Regions from separate parts of the Homo sapiens genome. Here region 2 is linked to region 1. The links are chromatin loops, found by intact Hi-C in ENCODE. Cell type or tissue: psoas muscle. All regions are shown on one strand. Links, peaks and the distances in the headings refer to the core of each region. The heading gives the core; the rest is flanking DNA.

What was found. A loop is a pair of places that touch in the nucleus more often than their neighbours do. Peaks named below come from ENCODE experiments on the same cell type or tissue, not always from the same donor. Only the 100,000 strongest peaks of a DNase experiment are listed, where the experiment ranks them.
Region 2: it touches region 1 in a loop (10-fold over the local background); 3 of 110 quality-filtered maps call a loop at or near these places.

What each region holds. Positions count from the first base shown.
Region 1 is chr10:112,642,844-112,655,034 of GRCh38, forward strand. All of the region lies in intron 5 of VTI1A (vesicle transport through interaction with t-SNAREs 1A), which reads left to right. Among named protein-coding and RNA genes, the nearest start is that of MIR4295, 15 kb to the left of the region's middle. In psoas muscle, for the core only: no CTCF peak of the experiment used is centred there; no DNase peak of the experiment used is centred there.
Region 2 is chr10:112,589,798-112,601,988 of GRCh38, forward strand. All of the region lies in intron 5 of VTI1A (vesicle transport through interaction with t-SNAREs 1A), which reads left to right. It overlaps LOC124902503 (a long non-coding RNA gene), which reads left to right and starts at 8,164. Exons shown (of 2, transcript XR_007062292.1): 1 at 8,164-12,191. In psoas muscle, for the core only: no CTCF peak of the experiment used is centred there; no DNase peak of the experiment used is centred there.

The DNA of each region.
Region 1 (12,191 bases), core at 2,361-10,360:
GTCCAGAGGAGGGAAAAATGTTGCCAGCTAAGTTGATCATGAAAAACTTTTGGACATTGGTGACACTAGAACTGTATTTAAATGCATGTTCCCTGTGCATAATTATCTGAGCATGTTTTCTTTTTTTTCTTTTCTTTTTTTTTTTTTTTTTGTTTTTAAGACAGAGTCTCACTCTTGTCACCCCAGGCTGGAGTGCTGTAGCACAATCTAGGCTCACTGCAACCTCTGCCTCCCAGGTTCAAGCAATTCTCATGCCTCAGCCTCCCAGGTAGCTGGGATTACAGGCACCCGCCACCACACCTGGCTAATTTTTTTTTTTTCTTTTTTTTTTTTTGTAGAGACAGAGTTTCACCATGTGGCCAGGGTGGTCTTGAACTCCTGGCCTCAAGAAGTGATCTGCTGGTCTCAGCCTCCCAAAGTGCTGGGATTACAGGTGTGAGCCACAGTGTCGGGCCTCTCTGAGCATGTTTTCTATTTCAATTATATTAAATTTTGAGACATATAAGTCAGTGATCATTTATGATTATTGAATGTCCTGTGATTTCATAAGTAAATCTTTAAAATTTTAGCTTTACTCAAAATAATCCAAGACCATTTACTATGACTTAAATTATTCATAAAGCAAGGTGATTATTACTCTTGAGACCATTGTACAAAGCCCTGAAGTGTGTTACACATAGGCCAGAAACCTTTCTCCTTTGTTATATCTTATGAGTCTGTTAGGTTAAAAAAAAAATTATCCTTTTTTTGCTATTTCTGTTCTCAATACTTGAAAAATAGAATTTTGTGTGCCTCAATCTAAAAGGAGAATCATCGAGAGAATCTCATTCTGTACTGCATAAGCTACGAAAGACTTCAAAATTCCAGAGGAAAACAGACAAAAACTCTTTGCTTATTAATGTACACACCTCCATTTTCCTAAAGTTGCATAACTAGCCGAATTAGGAAAATGCTGTAAACATTGCATCACTGTTGACATTGAACATTGCATAGCTAGAAAGAAAGGCATATATGTAATTTTTTTCGTTTACTATTTCAATAGTCTGAGTCTCAGTGGCAAATGAAAATACAATTGAATCTCAAGTGAATGGCCAGAAACACCGTATATTTTATGAAATATGGCAGCATAATGAATAGGAGGTAAAAAAAAAAAAATGTCCTGGCTTTCAAGTCCTGATGGTTGTGATGTGATTGAATCATAGTGCATTCTGTTTGATGTCTCGGCTTTGCTATTCAGATGCACTGCAAAGTATGTGCATCACCCTCTCTGCAAAGTGCACCTGGCAACCCAGCACGGATGTAGTTTGTTTTCATTGCATCTGCAAGAAACATATATATTAGAGTAGAATTTAAGTAGGAGTATTTTAATTCTTCTAATTGTGATAGTTTCCCCACACAGAGAAAACTATCAATCAGGTACAAAAGAAACTGCTTAGGATTTGAAGGAATTTGACAATTTTGTTGTAGTTCCTAGCCTGGCAGGTGGTAATAATGCCTATGCCAGCACTGTCAAAATATGAAAATTAAAGTGACGATGGGTTTTAATGAAATCCATTTGACAAATATAATTAAGGTGTTTTAATATGAAGTCCTGTAATAAAGACTACCGGTGGACTCCCTGAGGTCCTGACTAATTGTGTAGATTGCTTTTAAGCTTTGAATAGTTTTATTGGATAATGAACTGTTAAGAAGTGTTAGATCTTTCTTAAGCAGAATTTGGTTTGAAAAAGAAGAGGAGAGACAGGCCTGAGGTGTGGCATTTTAAACATAATTAGAGGAGAGATTTAAGTTAACATCTTTGATCTTGCTGTCAGTTTTTGATTAGAGCTGTAAATGCTTTAATCAAGTGTAGTGTAGTCATTACATTTCTAACTGTTTTTTAAACTGCGAAATTACTGAGACATTGACATCAATTTTAACACATTCTGAAAATGTACAGCAGAATTGGGCTTCTCTACCTAGCGTTTGTATGAGAATATCAGATTATACTGATTTACCAACCTTAAGCAGAATGGCAAAATGACATTATGGTAAGGAATAGTTTAGTTTCAATCATAGTTAGACATAGTAACAAAATAGTACAATTATTTGATATTTATTGTGCTTTCTAGGAATGTGTTTGTAAGTTGAAAGCACTCATATGAACCTGTTCTATTAAAACGTATAGATGAGGAAGGAAGTAACCTCAAAGTTTTCTATCAAGTAGATTTTATAATGTTAACTGGTTTTAACATTCGTTTTTCAAAGAGCCATTGTAGCTCACTATAGTCATCCAATGTCATATTTGGTTTTGTATTCCCCTGCCTAGCGCATAGCAAGTACTCAGTGTGTGTTTGTGGAATTAATGTGGAATCTATTTATGATAGCTCAATATGTACCCAGCTTAAATTTTCCCCCAGAATTCAATAAGATCATAAGTGAAATGTAAGGAAAAGTACACTCCTCTTCCCCTTTGCCACCTATCTTAACCCAGTTACTCATTATGGGGTGTAAATGGGTATATATTTGGTATTTCTCACTAGTTTCAGGAAGCATCACTAAAATGATGAGTTAGACCAGTGCTGTGCAGGATTCTTCTTGGGGGAGAGCAGCTTCCCTAGCATGTCACCCATGATTGCAGAAGTGCTAGGGCTATATAAAGGAGCCATGCCCCAGGGCCATTCATTGAAGAAGGCGTCCACACTAATTACATGGTCTTGAACTTCCTGCTTGTGTATTTTGCGTTACGTAAGATATGAAATGAGGAGTGAAGAAGCCTAGGTTCTAATCCAAGCTCTGCTTGATATGCCATTTAGAAAAATCACTTCTCTCAGATGATCTAATCCAACTCCTGAGTGGAATAAATAACTTCTAAAACGCTCCTGATTCTAGAATTCTACTGATAAGTGTATATCTAGTGTTCTCTCTATAATAGTTTCTTTACCAACTTTACCCCTTTGCCTTTCTTGCTTTTAATGTTCTCCCCTTTTTACTTTTTTTGGTGCATTTCTACTTATTTCACTTGATCATTTATTTATTTATCCATCTATCCATCCATCCTAGAAGCATGTATTGTATGCCAGGCATTATATGGAAAAGAAAGAACACCAATATACTGTGTTTTTTTTTTTTTTTTGGTTACCTGATGCCAATGTAGTGCCAGGGATGGGGAGTGGGTAGACAGAATAGAATGCTATCTTCTTATCATCCATTTTTATTTATGTGCCATAGGGTGATAGATATATGTTTATAAGTAGAAGGAACTGGACTAGATGCCTTTCAACATTTTTTACCTACAAATTTTGCTAGAAATACAACCTATCTTGTAGGTTATCCAACTACCTATCCTATTGTTTTAAATATTTATCATATACCATTAGTTTCAGGTCAATATTATGTGCATTCTGAAAAAAACCAAAACAAAAACTTGGAAGTTAAAAAAATAAAATAAAACTAGGAAGCATTGTTTCCATAGGTTCTTACCTTTGTCTTCTAAGATTTGAAAAGAAATGTGAGGCACCCAGTAGATTATTAGACACAGGTTGTCAGTAACACTCAGATTATTATATCCAAAGATATCCACATCATTATGGGGCAGATGAGTATGAGTGTAGGAGCAAGAAGCCCAGGGTGGACATCAGGAAATGTGAATTGTGGGTGACCTGCAAGGGTGATGAGCAAATCTGTGAAGAGTACCATGTTCTTTTTTTTTTTTTTAAGATGGGAGTTTTGCTCTTCTTGCCCAAGCTGCAATCTTGGCTGACTGCAACCTCTGCCTCCCAGGTTCAAGCAATTCCTGTCTCAGCCTCCCGAGTAGCTGGGATTACAGGAGTGTGCCACCACGTCCAGCTAATTTTTTTGTATTTTTAGTAGAAACGGGGTTTCACCATGTTAGCCAGGCTGATCTCGAACTCGTGACCTCAGGTGATCCACCCGCCTCAGCCTCCCAAAGTGCTGGAATTACAGGTGTGAGCCACCGCGCCCGGCTACCATGTTCTTTTGTTAGTTGATACAACACCTTTGGCACATTCCTCAGTTTAGCACTTGTGCAATGTGCTGTACTTTATCCTGATGGTGGTTCCATTCATATCATTCTACTCCATCTAAGTGTAAGCTGCTAGATGTTGGGACCATGTTTTATTTTTATTTCTTTGCATGCCTGTTATGTAATTGACTCTCCGTAATATTTATTGGCTTGAATTATAATCCTACCTCTGACCTAAAATTTGCCCCCACAGGCAAGTTGTTTAACCTTTCTGGAAGAGTTCATTTTCATCAGGATTTCCAAGAAAAAAATGAGTGGAGAGCCCATGGGATAAATGAAAGTTACTTTAAAACTTTTTCTTTACTTCCATGGGCATGTGTAAACGGCTTAACTCTCTAGCCCACCCCACTCTGTCCTTATCCAAATTACATAAATATTTTCTAATGGGACCATGACGGTTTTCACTTTTGGAATAGCTGTTTAGCGCTTTGAGATTGTGATGAAAGACCTGTAGAGTGGGGAAGATTGTTCAGGTGCAATCTCTTCTGAATCCATAGATATAATCAGAGTCAGGCTCTGCTTATAAAATCATCAACACACTATTTCCCACTGTACTAGGTGTTCTTTTGAAGTCTCTCATACTAGGTTCTGACCTCATTTCTCAAGATGTATCCACATTTTCTAAATGGAAAATTTTGGCAAATAGAAGACAGCCCCAACATGCAAAATGTTTTTGAATGTTGCTTTCCGTTTAACACATAAGGACATCAATAAAGTCAACTATGATATGTGTGGACTATATTGTGTTAACTGGTGTTTCATTAAAGTTGTCAAGACTAAAAGTATGTTTTTCCGTAGTTTATGTATAGATTTGTTTATTATCAGTATAGAAAGGATTCCACATAGAAATTTTTTGTAAAATAATTATACTTTGTCTCTGCATTTTTTAAATTTATTTTTAATTTTATTTTTATTTTTTGAGACAAAGTTTCACTCCTGTTGTCCAGGCTGGAGTGCAGTGGCGCAATCTTGGCTCGCTGCAACCTTCGCCTCCCGGGCTCAGGTGATTCTCCTGCCTTAGCCTCCTAAGTAGCTGGGACTACAAGCACATGCCACCGCACCCAGCTAATTTTTCTATTTTTGGTAGAGACCAAGTTTTGCCATGTTGCCCAGGCTGGTCTCAAACTGCTGAGCTCAAGCAATCCGCCCGCCTCAGCCTCCCAAAGTGCTGGGATTACAGGCGTGAGCCATTGCACCCAGCCTGCATTGTTTTTAAAGAGAACATTGAGATCATCTATGTGGAAATTACACATCAGTTACACATCTGGATTGATTTGGTAGCTTTTTATGAAAAAGCTAAAAAGATTTTTCTCCTCTGTTGGACTCAGGGCTTAAGAGTAAAAATTTAAGAAGTCAGAAATCAGCTTAAACCTATCCATTCTCCTTCCATTTTGTTCTCTCTCTTGCTGTCACTAAGGAAAGTTAATGGTTTGTGCTGAAGTTTACCTCCATGAAACTAGAGAATGTTTGAAACTTGTCAGAAGATGCTATTTGTGATATTCAGTGGCAATCCTAGCCCATAGCATGCTTCTTTGTTACTGATGGCATCATTGTCAGATTTCTGAGAACAGTTCTGGTACCAAGCTCAGTGCACCAGACTCTAAAATGAGCATCAACCATGATAAATTAATTAAATCATCTTTAGGGTTAACCAACAATGAAGTTCATGAGAATATTATACATAGTTCAAAAAGAGGTTCATTTTTCCTATGGTACTAGAGAACCAAGAATAATTTTCAATTTATTCTGCCTTATTCTGTCTTACTCTGTAAAGATTTGTTGTTGTTATTCTTTTGGTAGGAGGCTTAGACATTCTTTCTACTCAGCAGTCTTTTTAAAATTTTTATTATTACCCTTTCAGTATTTTGAGCCTCTAACTTTGTAATACAGTTTTCAAAATACAGCATTTTGCTTTCAGACAGAAGTTTCATAGGAGATAAAAATTCCTAAATAGATTACCTGATCAACAATTTCTCAGCTTGAGTAAAATGTGTAGTGGGTTTGAGTTTGTCAGTGGGTAAAATATATATCTATTAAATAATTTCTTTACTCATCTATTAAGAGGTTTCTGGCTTTACCTGCTGTGTATTAACAAATATTTTATTTTTATTTAGATATTTGGGGTATTTTTTTTAAGGTTTCAGTCACTTTTCCTGTACCTGAAGTGGAGAATGGGATTTGCCAGTGATAAATGGGGAAGTTGACTAGCTAACTAATAAAGATTTGTCTTAATCAAGTATGATTTGTCAGAACAGGAGTGCACTGGGGTCAGGGCACGCACAATGAATTATACAGCATTCACAGGAGGGAAGGACCCGGCAAGAGACCTCATAAATATGCTGCCATTACCCACTGCTAATTCGTATTCAAAGAGTGCTCTGCACAGCCAGTTTCTAGGTTGCTGAGCTGTTCACCAGTTTCCTGAGCTTTCTGTTTATGTGAAAAAAGAAGTTTTTATTTTGTTTTGGTATCATCTGGATTCTCAAGGTGTATCAGTCTTAAAAACTGAATTGGTACCAATAATTTGAAGTGTGGCTTATCATATTACATCACAAATAATATCAATCTAGTGCCTACTATGGGCTCATGCATCATGCTGGACACAGTGTGGAGGAATCAGATATATAAGGCACAGTTTCTGCTAGAAGAGTTTTCTGATGCTTTCTTATGATTCTCTTCAAGTATTGTCTCTGTAAATTCAAGTATGGCTACAAGAGGAAAACCCATCTGCCTTTTTGTTAAATATAGTCATGCATTCCTTAATGATGGGGATGCATTCCGAGAAATGCATCCTTAGGCATTTCATCATTGTGCAAATACCATGGAGAGTACTTACACAAATCTAGATGGCAGAGGATCCAGCACACCTAATGTAATGGTCTAGCTTATTGCTCCTAGGCTGCAAACCTGTATAGTATGTTACTGTACTGAATACTATAGGCAATTGTAATACTATGGTAAGGACTTGTATATTTAAACAGTAAAAATATGATATAAGAGATAAAAAATGATCCACCTGGACGGGACACTCACCATGAATATGAATAGAGGTTAAAGGACCAGAAGTTGCTCTGGGTGAGTCAATGAGTGAGATTGTAAAGGGCGAGGATATCAGTGTACACTACTGTAGACTATATAAACACTGGACACTTTGACTACACTAAATTTATTTTTAAAATGTTTTTCTTTCTTCAACAATCAGTTAACCTTTGCTTGCTGTAACTGTTTTACTTTATAAGATTTTTAATTGTTTGATTCTTTCGTAATAACGCTTAGCTTAAAACACATTGTACAGCTGTACAAAAATATTTTCTTTCTTCATATCCTCATTCTATGAACTTCTATTTTTAATTTTTTTTCCTTTTGTTCTTTTTAAACTTTTTTTGTTAAAAACTAAGACACAAACACATACATTAACCTAAGCCTACACATGGTCAGGATCATCAGTATCACTGTCTTCTACCCGCACAACTTGTCCCACTGGAAGATCTGCAGGGCCAATAACATGCATGGAGCTGTCATCTCCTATGATAACAATGCCTTCTTCTGGAATACCTCCTGAAGGACCTGCCTGAGGCTGTTCTACTCTTCACATTTTTTTTTAAATAAGTGGAAGGAGTACACTCAAAAATAATGATAAAAGCTATAGTATAGTAAATTCAAAAACCAATAACATAGTTGTTTATTGTTATCCAGCATTATGTACTGTGCATAATTGTATATGCTATACTTTTGTATGACTCGCAGTGCAGTAAGTTTGTTTACACCAGCATCACCACAAACACACGAGTAATGCATTGTGCTACGATGTTCGACAGCTACCATGTCACTAGGGATAGGAATTTTCAGCGCTATTATAATCTTTTGGGGCCACTGTCCTATACGTAGTCCCTCGTTGACCAAAACATTGTTATGCAATGCATGACTGTATGTCCTCTCAGTGAAGAATTTTCAAATTAAAAGTACTGTTACTATTTCCTGCAGTTTGACATACATTAAATACATAGAAGATATTTTCTCATGTTTCTGCTAAGCTTGACTTTCTAACCTATGATTCATACTATTCTCATCTGTTTATATGACTGATTGCTTTGATAAGTTACATAAGTTATTTTTCACAGTCTTTATTTTATAAATTACTTCTTTGATTTGAAGAGGTTATTGTTTCTTCTCTTCCTGTTGAGCAATTATAAGTAATGCTGTGTGGCTTAACCAACATTTAAGGCCACCTAATCTGTTATATCCAGCTACTGTTGGGATGATGTCCTTCTTGGCCCTAGAAAGTCAGCAAGGGGAGCATTCCTGTCTTCAGCACTTCCTTCATGCTTAAGTGACCTATTAGATGGTTTTTACATGATATTTTAAATATGACAAAATAGTTTATAATATCTCAATGTCTTAATTGGTAGAAAAATATTGCCATCATCTCTCTTAGTGGAATAGCCCCTCTTTTATTTTTTGAGATGGAGTTTCACTGTTGTTGCCCAGGCTGGAGTGCAGTGGTGCGATCTCCGCTTACCACAACCTCCACCTCCCAGTTTCAAGTGATTTCCCTGCCTCAGCCTCCTGAATAGCTGGGATTACAGGCATGCACCACCACACCCAGCTAATTTTTGTATTTTTGGTAGAGACGGGGTTTCACCATGGTGGCCAGGATGGTCTCGATCTCTTGACCTTGTGATCCGCCTGCCTCAGCCTCCCAAAGTGCTGGGATTACAGGCGTAAGCCACCGTGCCTGGCCTGGAATAGCCCTTCTAGTAGTTGATGATCCCAGTCTTTTTTAGCTGAAACTGATGTCCACATTAAAATAACAATAATAGTAATAATAATTATTTTTTAGAACTGTGAGTATACACTTTCGGTGTGTCAGGGAGGAAATGAATGGACTTTGAATACCAGGTTACCTTCTTACTTCTAAGGATAGTTCCTCCAGGAAATAAAAGGTTGAAATAGAGAGATGGGAAAGTCCACTTCATCCAAGTCTGTTTTATCAAAGGAAAAGTTTTAGCCAAAAGGCTACTACTTGGTATATTTCTGCAAACTTCCGCAGAACGTTAGCCTCAGCCAGAAATAGAAAGGAGCACAGTCCTCTGATTGATCTCTTACCACTTAGAAATTGTCATGACTCCTAACAGGATGTTTAGAGTTGAGTGTGGTAGAATATTTGGAATTCTATAGTGATGGAGATTTCTTTCCTTCAGGTGAAAAAAGAAAAAAACAGGCAAACAAAAAACAACTCTTTGAATCAAAGACAATGTAAAGGGATGGAAGTATGGTTGCAGCAGTGCTTAGTTAGAACAATGTCTAAACTTTAGCGTAGACAAGCCCTGAGTGAAATCAAAGCCTCCCACTGCCATAACACCATGAAGATTTTCACAAGGGGACGCAGATAAATGGATGGTGAAAACAGACTAGAGCGGTACACTTCAGTCCTCAGAAATGAGTGTCCTTCACATTGGCTGTCACCGACTGTCTCAGTGAGTATGCAGTTGCTGTGTGTCTCACAAAAAACAAAATGCACAAAATCCTGGAAAGGGAATTGAGGACTCTGAGGGCAGAACAAAGAGTTAGAGCCAGTTGCAGGGGCTCACGCCTGTAATCCCAGCCCTTTGGGAGGCCGAGGCAGAAAGGTTGCTTGAGCCCAGGAGTTTGAGACCAGCCTGGGCAACATGACAAAACCCCATCTCTACAAAACATTGTTTTAAAAAAAGTAGCCAGACATGGTGGCATTCACTTGTGGTCCCAGCTACTGAGGAGGCTGAGGTGGGATGATCACTTGGGCCCAAGAGGTCAAGGCTGCAGTGAGCCGTGTTCATGCCAGTGCACTCTAGCCTGGGCAACAGAGTGAGACCTTGTCTCAAAAAAAAAAAAATGGAAAGAAGGAAGGAAGGGAGGAAGGGAAAGGAAGGAAAGTAAGGAGAAATATAGGCCCACTGGGCCTAGGAGGCAGACCATGATGTGTCTGTTGGGCCCTAAAAGACTCACCTTGCTTTTCTTTCGTTGAAGTAGTGTTACTGGTGGAGGGTGTCCAGGTTCTTGGCATCTTGAACAAAGAATTGGACAAAATGCATACACAAAACAAGGAAAGATTTAGGCAACAAAAGCAGAGATTTGTTGAAAATGAAAGTACACTCCACAGGTTGGGGGCGACCTGAGCATAGGGGCTCAAGAGCCCCATTACAGAATTTTCTGGGGTTTAAATACCCTCTAGAGGTTTCCATTTGTTACTTGGTGTACGCCCTCTGTAAATGAAGAGGATGAAGTCATGTTACGAAGTCATTTACTCAGTGTACACCCTATGTAAATGGAGAGGATATTTTCTGTCCTAGCTGAAGTGTTTCCATTTGATTTGGTTCTAGGAAGTCAGCGAGAATCAGCCTTATGTTCCCTGCCTCCAGACCCTATTCTCCTGCCTCATTAAGAGGGAATTTTTTTCATTTTGCTTTGTATTCCTGTCCTTTTATTTGATTGATGACATCCAAAGAGTCATATAATGTCTAGCTTCCTTCTTTGGTGTGTGTTTGTGCGAAGTATAGGTCCAAATTGCGCAACCAGAATGCCCATGACGTCGGCCACCTGTGTGCTGGGGAAGGCACAGTGCACAACAGTGGCCATGTAATCAGCTTAGGGATCAATCTGGCCTGGGTCTTGAATACTGGCCAACCTTGGGCAAATTACTTAACTTCTCTGAGCCTCAGATTCCTTGTCTTGAAATGGGATTAATAATAATCGACTTCATGTGGTGGTTGTGAAGATTAAATACGGTATCCATTAAGTGCTTAGCACAGTGGCTAGTATAAAATGAAGCAGTCAATAAATAGTAGCCCAAAATAAAAACCTTTCCCTGGAGGGGAGCATTCATTGCAGTATTTTATACACAGCCTGTAAGCAATAAACTTTTGTTGGATATATACTGAATGTATGCAGTCATTTTTTTGTCCCCCAGGGTTTCAACCTACGTGCTTGTTTCCCCCCCAAAATAAGTCCCATCCCAACTTGTTAATACTCTTAGGTGGAAGTTTGGTAAAAGACTCAGTTTTAGTGGTTCCCTAGTAAAGTCTATTCAGATATAATTAAAAATTCTTCTTACAATTATGCTAATAAGTTCAATATACAGCCTGGCTGATGAAGTCTAATAAATTCCCTATTGTACTTAGAAACAATGGTAGCTTTGTTGTATTCTGTATTTTAGAAACTCCCGATGTCATAGTGCTTGCTAAGAAAAGCAAACAATAATAAACTTTTTTGTTGTTAGGAGTTTTACTAAAAGAAGTCTGTAAGTGCGTATTTGGTTATGTACTCTCCTTCTAGGGTCACGCTAATACTTCAGTTTATAAAATGAATAATTTTTTAGTGTGCTTCATCTGACATTGACCAGCAGTTGCCATCTAATAAGCAAGATTATCAAAATCCACATTTACTTAGCCTTTTCTTTAATGTCATAAGGATAGCATAAATATTAGGAAACCTTATCTCCTTTTATTTTTTTACAGGACAATAATTTGAGCTCAGTTTAGATCTTTTACCACGCATACATCTCAAATTTAGAAATAATATTAAGATCGTATCACCTTAAAACTCTTTCAGAATATGCCCCACAGTCATCCATTCTTTTTCTTTTTATTTATTTATTTATTTATTTTTTGAGACCGAGTCTAACTGTCACCGAGGCTGGAGTGCATTGGCACAGTCTCGACTCACTGCAAGCTCCACCTCCTGGGTTCACGCCATTCTCCTGCCTCAGCCTCCCGAGTAGCTGGGACTACAGGCACCCACCACCACACCCGGCTAATTTTTTTGTATTTTTAGTAGAGACGGGGTTTCACCGTGGGCTCGATCTCCTGACCTGGTGATCCTCCTGCCTCGGCCTCCCAAAGTACTGGGATTACAGGCGTGAGCCACCGCGCCCGGCCCCATTCTTTTTATACTTTTCTCCATTTGTTCACTAGTTCCCTTGTCTTGAGTTTTGTTAGTTTCCACCTCTCAAAATGTCACTGTCTAAAAATGCAAGTGTCTTCTACATTAAAGTTTTTGTCTGCCTCATGATATAGCATAAATTCTCCCACTTCCTCTGTAGATTGCTCTGGCTTACACGTGTGTGTGAATAAAACTTTATTTACAAAAACAGGCCACAGGCTGGATTTGGCTAAACTGCCCTAGATTGCCA
Region 2 (12,191 bases), core at 2,839-10,838, 53 kb before region 1:
GCAGTCTGACATCAGAATCTGAGTTCTTGATGAGGAAATTATTACTGCATGCACAAGAATTAAGTCAGAAGAGAGAATATTTTATGTTAAGAAAGCCTGAATTTATTTCATGGGAATTGCAATGTGCATTTCCTTAAAGTTGATGATTTATAGTTTTCTTCCTTTTTATAGATTTAATTTGTATAGGGTTTGAAGGGCCAAACCTTAATGTTAGGGTGCTATTTAAGTGCAGATTTCTCGTTTTCATGACACAATATTTTTGTACTCAGAAGATGAACTCAGTAACTGAACATGGTTTACTCTTCTACCCAGATGTTTTTACCCTGATCTCTATTAGGGATATTTTGAGTCCTAGCTAGGACCTAGAGGTGGAAGTTGGTAGCTACTCAAAAGTTTAGTTGATATTAAGAAAATTTTATTACTCAGAGATGATAATGAAAATGTATACTTAGTGAATCAGAGAATGTTATAAAGAAGAAAGTGGAGTATTGGTTGTATGGATGAATGTATAGATAGATAGATAGACAGACAGACAGACAGATGGGCAGATAGAATATCCTCTCTATATATGTTTGTGTATGTGGGAAAGAGATGTATAAATTTATTTATTGCAGGCTGGGCACAGTGACTTACACTTGCAATCCCAGCAATTTGGGAGGCTGAGGTGGGAGGATCCCTTGAGCCCAGGAGTTCAAGATTAGCCTAGCCAACATGGTGAGACCCCTTCTTAAAATTTTCCAGACATGGTGGCATGCATGCCTATAATCCCAGCTACTCAGGAGGCTGAGGTGGGAGGATTGTTTGAGCCTAGGAGGTCGAGGCTACAGTGAGCTGTGGTCACGCCACTGCACTCCAGCATGGGTGACAGAGCGAGACCCTGTCTAAACAATAATAATATTAATAAAAATAAAATAAATTTATTTATTTCATTAGCCCAGAGATTGGAAACGAGAACAGAAGGTATATGCCCAAGATAATAATTAATGTATAGTGAGATAACCACAACTCAAGAAAGAAATATGGCCAGGCATGGTGGCTCACATCTGTAATCCCAGCACTTTGGAAGGCCAAGGCGGGCAGATTACTTGAGGCCAGGAGTTTGAGACCAGCCTGGCAAACATGGCAAAATCCTGTCTGTACAAAACATACAAAAATTAGCTGGGCATGATGGCACATGCCTATAACCCCAGCTACTCCGGAGGCTTAGGCAAGAGAATCGCTTGAACGCAGGAGGCAGAGGTTGCAGTGAGCCGAGATTGCATCACTGCACTCCAGCCTGGTCAACAGAGCGAGACTCTGTCTCAAAAAAAAGAGAAAGAAAGAAATAGCTTCAGCTACGATATTTCCATTCTGGGCAGCATTGGCAGGAGCTGAGCAAGCAAAGCTCAGGAATTCAGCCTCTCTGTTGGGTACTCAGGTTTATGTTAGAAGAGATACTGTTGACCGGGCGTGGTGGCTCACGCCTGTAATCCCAGCACTTTGAGAGGCCGAGGCAGGCGGATCATGAGGTCAGGAGATCAAGACCATCTTGGCTAACACGGTGAAACCCTGTCTCTACTAACAATACAAAAAATTAGCCGGGTGTGGTGGCAGGTGCCTGTAGTCCCAGCTACTCGGAAGGCTGAAGCAGGAGAATGGCATTAACCCAGGAGGCGGAGCTTGCAGTGAGCAGAGATCGCACCACTGCACTCCAGCCTGGGTGACAGAGTGAGACTCCGTCTCACACACACACACACACACAAAACGAAGAAGAGATACTTTACTTAAACAATTGTGTACTGTTTAATTGTTTTATACTGAAATTTAACTTCTCAAGGTCTTTACCCTTTCCTTATGGCAAGGTAAAATCTGGACATCTCAGGCTGGTGTTCAAGGCCCTTAAGCTCCTTCGCTATATTCCCAACTGTATTATACTGATCATCCTGCAGATTACCTGACTTGGTGGGCAGAAGGGTCCCCTTCCAAATATGTCCATGCCTTAATCCCTGTAATCTGTGAATACTTTACATTACATGCCAAAAGGAAGTTTGCAGATGTAATTAAAGTAACAGACCTGAAGTTAGGAGATTTCCTCAATTAACCAGTGGGCCTAATCCAATCATGTTAGCCCTTTAAAGCAGAAAACTTTCTGTGTTGGAGGCAGAAGAGATTCAGCAGAAAGGGTAGATGCAGAGATTTGAACGTGAGAAGGACCAAATATGTCGTCTCTGGTCTAAAAGTAAAGGGACAATGTGACGTGGAAGGTAGACAGTGTAAGGGGCCAAGAGAGTTCGCTGGCTGACAAGCAGCAGGGAAACCAAGACCCCAGTCCTACAATCACAAGGAACAAGTTCAGCCAGTAACCAGAAGGAGTTTGGAAATGGATACATCCCCACAACCACTGGAAATGAACACAGCCTGGGCAACACCTTGATCTTGGCCTTGTGAGACCCAGAGCAGAGGAAGCAGCAGTGCCCACCAGACTTCTCACCTAAAGAACTGTGAGATCATAAATATGTACTGTTTTAAGCCACCGAGCTTTTGGTCATCTGTTACAGCAACAACAAGAAATGAAGACATGGATCCAAAATGCCCTTCCCCCACCATTGCTAACAGTCATCATCTGTTCATCCTCCAAGGCTTACCTCAAAGGACCTCTCCTCCATAAAGGCTTCTGGGAAAGCCCCAATCAGAAAAATCACTCCTGCATCTGTTGATGCCATTGAGTTTCTGCCTCCGCAATGGTGCATCTTCATTAGACTCCATATCAGTTTACCTATTTGCATTCATCTCTCCCTGACCAAATCACAGCACTTGATCTATCCGTGCTTTGATTTACATCCACATATTATTTGACATAGTACTTTGCACACAGTAGGTGCCCAATTCTATAAATGTTGCATTTGGAATATATGTCATCCTCAGAGAACCTAAAAAAATGGTTAGACAAGGTGCCCATATACATTTACACAATCAGCAAATTATGAGGATATATGGCAAATAAAACTGGATGTTACTCTTAGTTGAATGGATCTTTCAGTCCACAGGAAGAAAGGAAGGTGTTAACCGAGTGAATCCTGTGGATAAACCTACAATTAGACTTGTGTTACGTTCCATGAAGGAAAGTGATATGGTGCTGTGAAGACTATAATCAGGAGCGTTTATTGAATGCAGGACTGTGTGGTGTCTGAAGAAGGAAAGGAACAATTGAGATTATTCAGTTTAAAGGAGAGAATGCAGAGTAATACTTTCAAATAGATACTAAAACTAGATGCAGTCATCTTATACCAAAAGCGAGGATGATCTCCTCTCCCATCTTCCTAAAGAAAGCAGTGAGAAGTGAAATTAAACTGCATTCTGAAAAGTTTAGGTTAGACCAGTAGTTTTCAACCCTCGCTCAACATTAGAATGAGCTTAGGAACTTTTAAAAATGACTGGTGCAGGGGCCCCATGCCAGGCCGATTGAGTCAGAATCTCCAATGGTCGGGTGTAGGCATCAATATTTTTTAAAGCTTCCCAGCTATTTCTGAAGACTGTGAACAACTGCTTTGTGTTTTTGGTGTATTTTCTGAGTTCGTGGTGAAAAGATAGGATTATGAAGTGAAGGCAGTGAAATCCCCTTCCTCAGGGAGGGCTCTGCAAATAGCACAGAAAAAACCTCTTCAGAGCATGTGGGTGTCAGTAGTTCTGACGAAAAGCCAGCTCGAGGTGATTGCCTCTTTTTTCCCATCTCATAACATTCATTGGAATTTTTCTGATTATAAAAATAAGGGGTTCTTTTTCATATGGAAAGTTTAGGGAAAATAGAAAAGCACACAGAAAAAAATCAAAAATTACTCATAATCCCATCAACCACCAACCAGTCTAAACATTTTTTGGTAAATACCAGGCGTCATAGGCTAGCAGGCTGTGTATGTGTGAACTCGTTTATTCAGGATATGTGGTCTCCATCTTTTTTTTATTTTTTTTATTTTTTTTGAGACGGAGTCTTGCTCTGTCACTCAGGCTGGAGTGCAGCGCCACAATCTCGGCTCACTGCAAGCTTCGCCTCCCGGGCTCACGCCATTCTCCTGCCTCAGTCTCCTGAGTAGCTAGGACTACAGGTGCCCGCCACCACGCCCGGCTAATTTTTTTTTTATTATTATTATTTTGAGACGGAGTCTCGCTCTGTCACCCAGGCTGGAGTGCAGTGGCGCTATCTCAGCTCACTGCAAGCTCTGTCTCCCGGGTTCCCGCCATTCTCCTTCCTCAGCCTCCCGAGCAGCTGGGACTACAGGAGCCTGCCACCATGCCCGGCTAATTTTTTTTGTATTTTTAGTAGAGTCGGGGTTTCACTGTGTTAGCCAGGATGGTCTCGATTGCCTGACCTTGTGATCCGCCTCGGCCTCCCAAAGTGCTGGGATTACAGGCGTGAGCCACTGCGCCCGGCCGGTCTCCATCTTTTAAACTTGGTCACTTCACACCGTGCACTTGTTATCATCCTCTAAACATTTGAGCTCATAACCCCGGAAGTTTTAATATGGATCCTTTTTTAAAAGCCTGCTTTAGGAGAAGGAAATAAAGGGTATTCAATTAGGAAAAGAGGAAGTCAAATTGTCACTGTTCACAGACGACATGATTGTATATCTAGAAAACCCCATTGTCTCAGCCCAAAATCTCCTTAAGCTGATAAGCAACTTCAGCAAAGTCTCAGGATACAAAATCAATGTACAAAAATCACAAGCATTCTTATACACCAATAACAGACAAACAGAGCCAAATCATGAGTGAACTCCCATTCACAATTGCTTCAAAGAGAATAAAATACCTAGGAATCCAACTTACAAGGGACGTGAAGGACCTCTTCAAGGAGAACTACAAACCACTGCTCAATGAAATAAAAGAGGATACAAAGAAATGGAAGAACATTCCATGCTCATGGGTAGGAAGAATCAACATCGTGAAAATGGCCATACTGCCCAAGGTAATTTATAGATTCAATGCCATCCCCATCAAGCTACCAATGACTTTCTTCACAGAATTGGAAAAAACTACTTTAAAGTTCATATGGAACCAAAAAAGAACCCGCATCGCCAAGTCAATCCTAAGCCAAAAGAACAAAGCTGGAGGCATCACCCTACCTGACTTCAAACTATACTACAAGGCTACAGTAACCAAACCAGCATGGTACTGGTACCAAAACAGAGATATAGATCAATGGAACAGAACAGAGCCCTCAGAAATAACGCCACATATCTACAACTATCTGATCTTTGACAAACCTGAGAAAAACAAGCAATGGGGAAAGGATTCCCTATTTAATAAATGGTGCTGGGAAAACTGGCTAGCCATATGTAGAAAGCTGAAACTGGGTCCCTTCCTTACACCTTATACAAAAATCAATTCAAGATGGATTAAAGACTTAAACATTAGACCTAAAACCATAAAAACCCTAGAAGAAAACCTAGGCATTACCATTCAGGACATAGGCATGGGCAAGGACTTCATGTCTAAAACACCAAAAGCAATGGCAACAAAAGCCAAAATTGACAAATGGGATCTAATTAAATTAAAGAGCTTCTGCACAGCAAAAGAAACTACCATCAGAGTGAACAGGCAACCTACAAAATGGGAGAAAATTTTCGCAACCTACTCATCTGACAAAGGGCTAATATCCAGAATCTACAATGCACTCAAACAAATTTACAAGAAAAAAAACAAACAACCCCATCAAAAAGTGGGCAAAGGACATGAACGACACTTCTCAAAAGAAGATATTTATGCAGCCAAAAGACACATGAAAAAATGCTCATTATCACTGGCCATCAGAGAAATGCAAATCAAAACCACAATGAGATACCATCTCACACCAGTTAGAATGGCAATCATTAAAAAGTCAGGAAACAACAGGTGCTGGAGAGGATGTGGAGAAATAGGAACACTTTTACACTGTTAGTAGGACTGTAAACTAGTTCAACCATTGTGGAAGTCAGTGTGGCGATTCCTCAGGGATCTAGAACTAGAAATACCATTTGACCCAGCCATCCCATTACTGGGTATATACCCAAAGGACTATAAATCATGCTGCTATAAAGACACATGCACCCGTATGTTTATTGTGGCACTATTCACAATAGGAAAGACTTGGAACCAACCCAAATGTCCAACAATGACAGACTGGATTAAGAAAATGTGGCAGATATACACCATGGAATACTATGCAGCCATAAAAAATGATGGGTTCATGTCCTTTGTAGGGACATGGATGAAATTGGAAATCATCATTCTCAGTAAACTATCGCAAGGACAAAAAACCAAACACTGCATTTTCTCACTCATAGGTGGGAATTGAACAATGAGAACACATGGACACAGGAAGGGGAACATCACACTCTGGGGACTGTTGTGGGGTGGAGTGAGGGGGGAGGGATAGCATTAGGAGATATACCTAATGCTAAATGATGGGTTACTGGGTGCCGCACACCAGCATGGCACATGTATACATATGTAACTAACCTGCATATTGTGCACATGTACCCTAAAACTTAAAATATAATAATAAAAAAGCCTGCTTTTAGAATTTAATATAGTATGAAGACTTTTTTATTTTACCAAATATTCTGCTTTGAAAAACATTAACGGCTGTCTACTGCTTTATCCCATGAGTATACCATAAACTTATTTGATCAGGCCCCTATTATTGGACATTTTGGGGTTTTTAAAACTATTTAACTAATATTGCAGTAGGGATAGTTATTCATAGTTCTTTACATCAAATTCTGGCTATTTCTTAGTGATAAATTTTTAAAAACAAAATTGCTGGGCTGAAAAACATAATATTTTCAAGATTTTTAATGTATTATACCAAATTTTCCTCCAAAACACTACCATAGTTTAATTTTCCTTTCCCTAAACCTTCTCTCACATTGAGCAGAAGGTATGCTTGTACTTTTTATTACATTTCTTTGTCACGAGTAAGGCTGATAATTTCTCTTACATTGCTTAACTGTAATTCTTTTGCTTATTTTTTCATTAAAAGTTAATTTTTTGCTGATGTGTTTATGTTTCTCTTCCTTATTTACATAAGAACTCTTCTAAACCCTTTTGTGTCAAGTTTGTGGTATACTTTTTTCAAATTTGTTGGTAAGCTTTTTCTTCTGTTCTTGAAGTATTGACATGTGAATTTGATACAGTCAAATCTTTCTTTTTAAATTAGTTTTTCGTTTGAATGTATGCTCAGGAAAGCCTTCCATACCATAAGATCAGAAGAAGCTTATTTTTTCTTCTAATGCCAGATGGTTCTGTGTTTTACTTATTAGGTTGGTATCTGCTTCTCATTCTTTGAAGCAAACTTGAACTGGAGGTTTGAGAATCAAACAGATCTGGGGAGAGAGTCCTGACATTTCCACTTACGCTAACCTTTGGGAATTTTTGGAACCTCTTTGGGCTGTGGTTTGTTTTTTGTTTGTTTGTTTTTTTGAGACAGAATTTCACTCTTTTTGCCCAGGCTGGAGTGCAATGATGCGGTCTCGGCTCATCGCCACCTCCGCCTCCTGGGTTCAAGCGATTCTCTTGCCTCAGCCTCCTGAGTAACTGGGATTACAGGCGTGCGTCACCACCCCCTGGCTAATTTTGTATTTTTAGTAGAGACAGGGTTTCTCCATGTTGGTCAGGCTGGTCTCGAACTCCCGACCGCAGGTGATCTGCCTGCCTCAGCCTCCCAAAGAGCTGGGATTACTGGCGTGAGCCACCACACCTGGCCTGGGCTGTGTTTTCTTTGTCCATTCAAAGTAAATTTCAACCAAGCCAGGTACAGTGGTACATGCCTATAGTCCTAGCTATGGCCGAGCCCAAGAGTTTGAGGCTGCAGTGAGCTATGATTGCACCTGTGAATAGCCATTGCACTCCAGCCTGGGCAACATAGTGAGACCTTGTCTCTTTTTTTTTTTTTTTTTTTTTTGAGACGGAGTCTCGCTCTGTCGCCCAGGCTGGAGTGCAGTGGCGCGACCTCGGCTCACTGCAAGCTCCGCCTCCCGGGTTCACGCCATTCTCCTGCCTCAGCCTCCCGAGTAGCCGGGACCACAGGCGCCCGCCACCACGCCCGGCTAATTTTTTGTATTTTTAGTAGAGGCGGGGTTTCACCGCGTTAGCCAGGATGGTCTCGATCTCCTGACCTCATGATCCGCCCGCCTCTGCCTCCCAAAGTGCTGGGATTACAGGCATGAGCCACCGCGCCCGGCCAAGAGACCTTGTCTCTTAAGAAACAAAACAGAATGAAACAACCTATGAGGGATACCTGGTGTCATAGAAAGTACTGAGCATGAGGCCTGGTGCATAGTAAATGCTCAAAAAAAATAAAAGCAGTTTTATCTAGCTTCGTTCTTCAGAGTAACATGAGACTAGCACTTGAAGATCCAAGACCATTCTGAGTCAGTTTTCTTGCAGTAAACTCTTGGGCACCTTGATTTTTGGCTGTCTTCAGCTTAACCCCTTTCACTTGTAAGTCTCTAATTATCTAAAGCGTATGGTTGTGTTTTCACTTATGCAGGTAGTTTATGTACCATTTATTGAAAGACCTCTTCCTTTCCTTCTGAACCATTGTTTTCCTTCTGTTCAGTCTCCAAATGTACCTTTCTCTCCTCTTTAGCCTTTGACTGACATTTCTGTGAAGCATTTTGTGATGTGCATTTAGAACACTACGTAAAAATAAACTGCATTGTGTTATTTAAATATTTAGAGGCCTTTGTAGCCTTGCAGGCTATTTTTAAAATGACCTTTAAAACCATTTGCAAAGAAGACAAAAGTAATGGGGGGAAAGCATAACCTTTTAATGTTTCCTTCATTAGTGGCGTTCCCTACCTTGGATGCATTGCCTTGCTTTGATAGTTCATAATGTAGGATACATCAAAGACCCAAATAATGGAGAACAATGGGGACCAATTTTTTTAAAGCTGATTTTGCATTATTGCTGCTGCCATTAGGTGTCAGATGGAAAAGATCCCTTTCTTTTAAATAAGCTGGACTCATGATTGATTTTCTACGTGTGGTAGACCCCCTTGGTAATGCTGGTGTGTAAAGAAAGACCTGCTATGCATTCATATGTGAATTGGGCTTATCCGGTTTCCTACGACTTTGCTTTTGTACAGCAAGTTTATTTTTGAGAGGAGAGAGTCAATCTGCGTTATATCTGACTCAATAATAACAAGAAACCAAGTTGCAGTAAGAGTCTGCTCTATTCCTTCCTTCATTCAGTCAATCCTCCGTTCACCATTTCTCCAAAACATACCAGTCCGTCTTTGACTGTATTTTGAGGGTCTGGACCCAGAACAGGAAGAGTCAACCTTCCAGAAACTTCTCTGATAAAGAAAAATGAGAGACAGAGGTCCAGGGCCACTGTGGAAAGCCAATGTTTGAAACCCTCAAAAGGCCCGAAACAAGAAGCAGCTTGCAGAGTAGGATTGGGGGATCTGCAAGGCCAGAGTGAGGTAGGAAGCAACCCACAAGGAGGGCCATGATTGCATTAAGAGCATAGTAGGCAAGAAAACACAGGCAGCCAGGATGTGGTGTTGGGTAGATATGGTGCAGGCCAATTGGACAGACCTGCTTTTATTGATTTTAAAATGGAACCAGGGCTTAAGGAAGATACTGCCCTCTTGGATCTTCGAGCATAGCTAGGGCGTATGCATGTGAGAAGTTAAATATTAGGACAAAACAGTCCATGGTGGATGCCAAACGACTGGACCGCCAATAAGCGCTGAAGGAGAAGGCCTTCATGGAAAGCCTTCAATGCCAGAGACTTTCTTTCCTTGCTTGATTTGCTTTGCTTTTTTTCTTTCTTTTTTTTAAACAGAGTCTCACCTGTCTTCCAGGCAGGAGTGCAGTGGCATGATCATGGCTCACTGCAACCTCAAACTCCTAGGTTCAAGTGATCCTCCTGCCTCAAATTTCTGAGTAGCCAGGACTACAGGCACATACCATTCCGTCCAGCTAATTTTTAAATTTTTTGTCAAGACAGGGTCTCAGTATGTTGCCCAGGTTGGTTTCAAACCCCTGGGCTCAAGGATGATCTTGCCTCGGCTTCCCAAAGTGCTGGGACTACAGGCGTGAGCCACAGTGCCCAGCCCACTGGAGACTTTCTATGCTCAAAACGAATAATAACGTTCCAACTCCGGGCAACTCAGTAAATTTTTTTTAATAAATTATGCTATGTGTTCATTAGGTTATAGATAGATACTTATTATTCTCATTTTACAGAATTGGAAACTAAGGTTTGGAGAAATTCAGAACCATATCTGCAGGCTCACAGCTGGTGTGTGATGAAGCAAGTTTTAAATCCAGGGCTATCTGACCCTAGTTATTTACCACCACATCACAAAACAATCTGAAAAACGGAATGTTTGAAAACCATGTGTGGTACATAGAATAATGCACCCCTCCCTCAAAGATGTGTGACCACAACCTAATTCCTCTCCCATCTTCCAGAGTGCCCCTACTATAGTCATTTTTATCCTTATTAGCAGCCAATGTGATGCTTTGAAAACATAACTCAGATCAAGGATCTTCTGATCAAAACTGTCCAATGACTTCCCATCATATTTAGCATAAAATCTCGTCTTTAACGTGGTCCACAAGGCCTTTCATTATCTGACCACTTATCCTCCAACCGTAATTTCTACCACTCTTCTTTACTTGCTCCTCTAAAATACCCAGCACACCCTTGCCCCAGGGTCTGTGTACTTGCTGTTTTCTTCTCCCAGATACGCACATGGCTCACTGGCTTCGTTCATGTGTGGCCTCTGCAGAAAGCGCTTTCCTGACCACCAGTCTAAAATAGCATCTTTCATTTTCACCTTACCCTTCACTTATCACTAACTGACCTTATAGTCTATATTTATGGGTTTATTGTCTTTTCTTCCCACGAGAATGAAAAGTCCGTGATGTCTGGTCTGTTTTGTCTCTGCTGTGTCTCTAGCTCCTAAAACAGTGACTGACAAAAGGTGAATGTTCAAAAAATCACGAATGAATGAATTTTTACAAATGTTTAATGTTTGATGTGAATTACATTAAGACAGTTAGTTGCAGACATTCATTTAAAGCATGGATATGCATTTGCAATATTCCATCTGCTATGGGCACTTCCTAGTGCTAAGGCTTTAAAATATGCAAATATGAAGAAAGTGCAATCCCTTGCTTGCCCTCAAGGCATTTACAATCTAGTAAAGAAGACAAATTTCAATCGGTGTTGGACTGACAGGTGTAAGTTGTAGTAGACTCTGACATCTGTAATCATGTTGCAAGGATAGTTTTATGGGGATTCAGAGAAGGGAGCACTGTATCCAGTTGCTAGCATTAGGGAAACCTTCATTGTGGGGAGTGGGAGAGGTCATCTTTGGCCGCATTTTGGACAATGTGTAGCATTTTGATATGTGGGACTTAAGGGAAAAGCATTCTGGGTGAAAGGAACTGCTTAAACAAAGGTACAGAGGCAGAAAAGTCCAAGATGCTTTTCTAAAGAAAGATATTGACCACAGAGAAACCAGAGTCAATATTACCCCAATGACAGTAAATATTGAAGTTCAATAAAAACTGGTTGGCATATCTGCTATGCCTAAACAATTTTGCTAATATTAAGAAGGTTCTCGGCTAAAATTCTGACTCATCAATTATTTACTTTTTTTTTTTTTAATTTAAATGACTATTTCTATGGGGAATCTTTTGTAAATGTGTCTGGTCTAATTAATTTGGTGCCAACCAGGCACCAATGCCTTGTCGACTCTCTTTATTTACTGTGGTATGCAGTCACTTTTCTTAGTTGTTCCGTGCCTCATCCTAGGAAGTAGGTTTGTCCTGTTTGCTTTCATAAGCATGACTGGCCAGTAAAACCCTTGACCTTTAAATTAATGGGTAATACGAATTCATCTCATTCCATCATGAAACAAAGATTCTCTGTATCAGATATTACTATTTATTAGTAAGACAAGGGGATGGGGGATGCCATGTGCTCTGAGGTATCACTATTAGTTAATGAGAATGGTCCACATTTTATCCTTCTTAGGAGTAATTTTTCTGAAGGGCATTGGGAAATTAAATAAACACATCTGAAATTGGATTTAGATTTTGATAGAGCAGAATGATTACAACTAGGGTCCCTTAGTAGCCTGGGGTTATTCAAATACAGATAAAGACAATACATTTCCATAAATTCTGAAGAAAACATGTGGCTGGAGTATGAG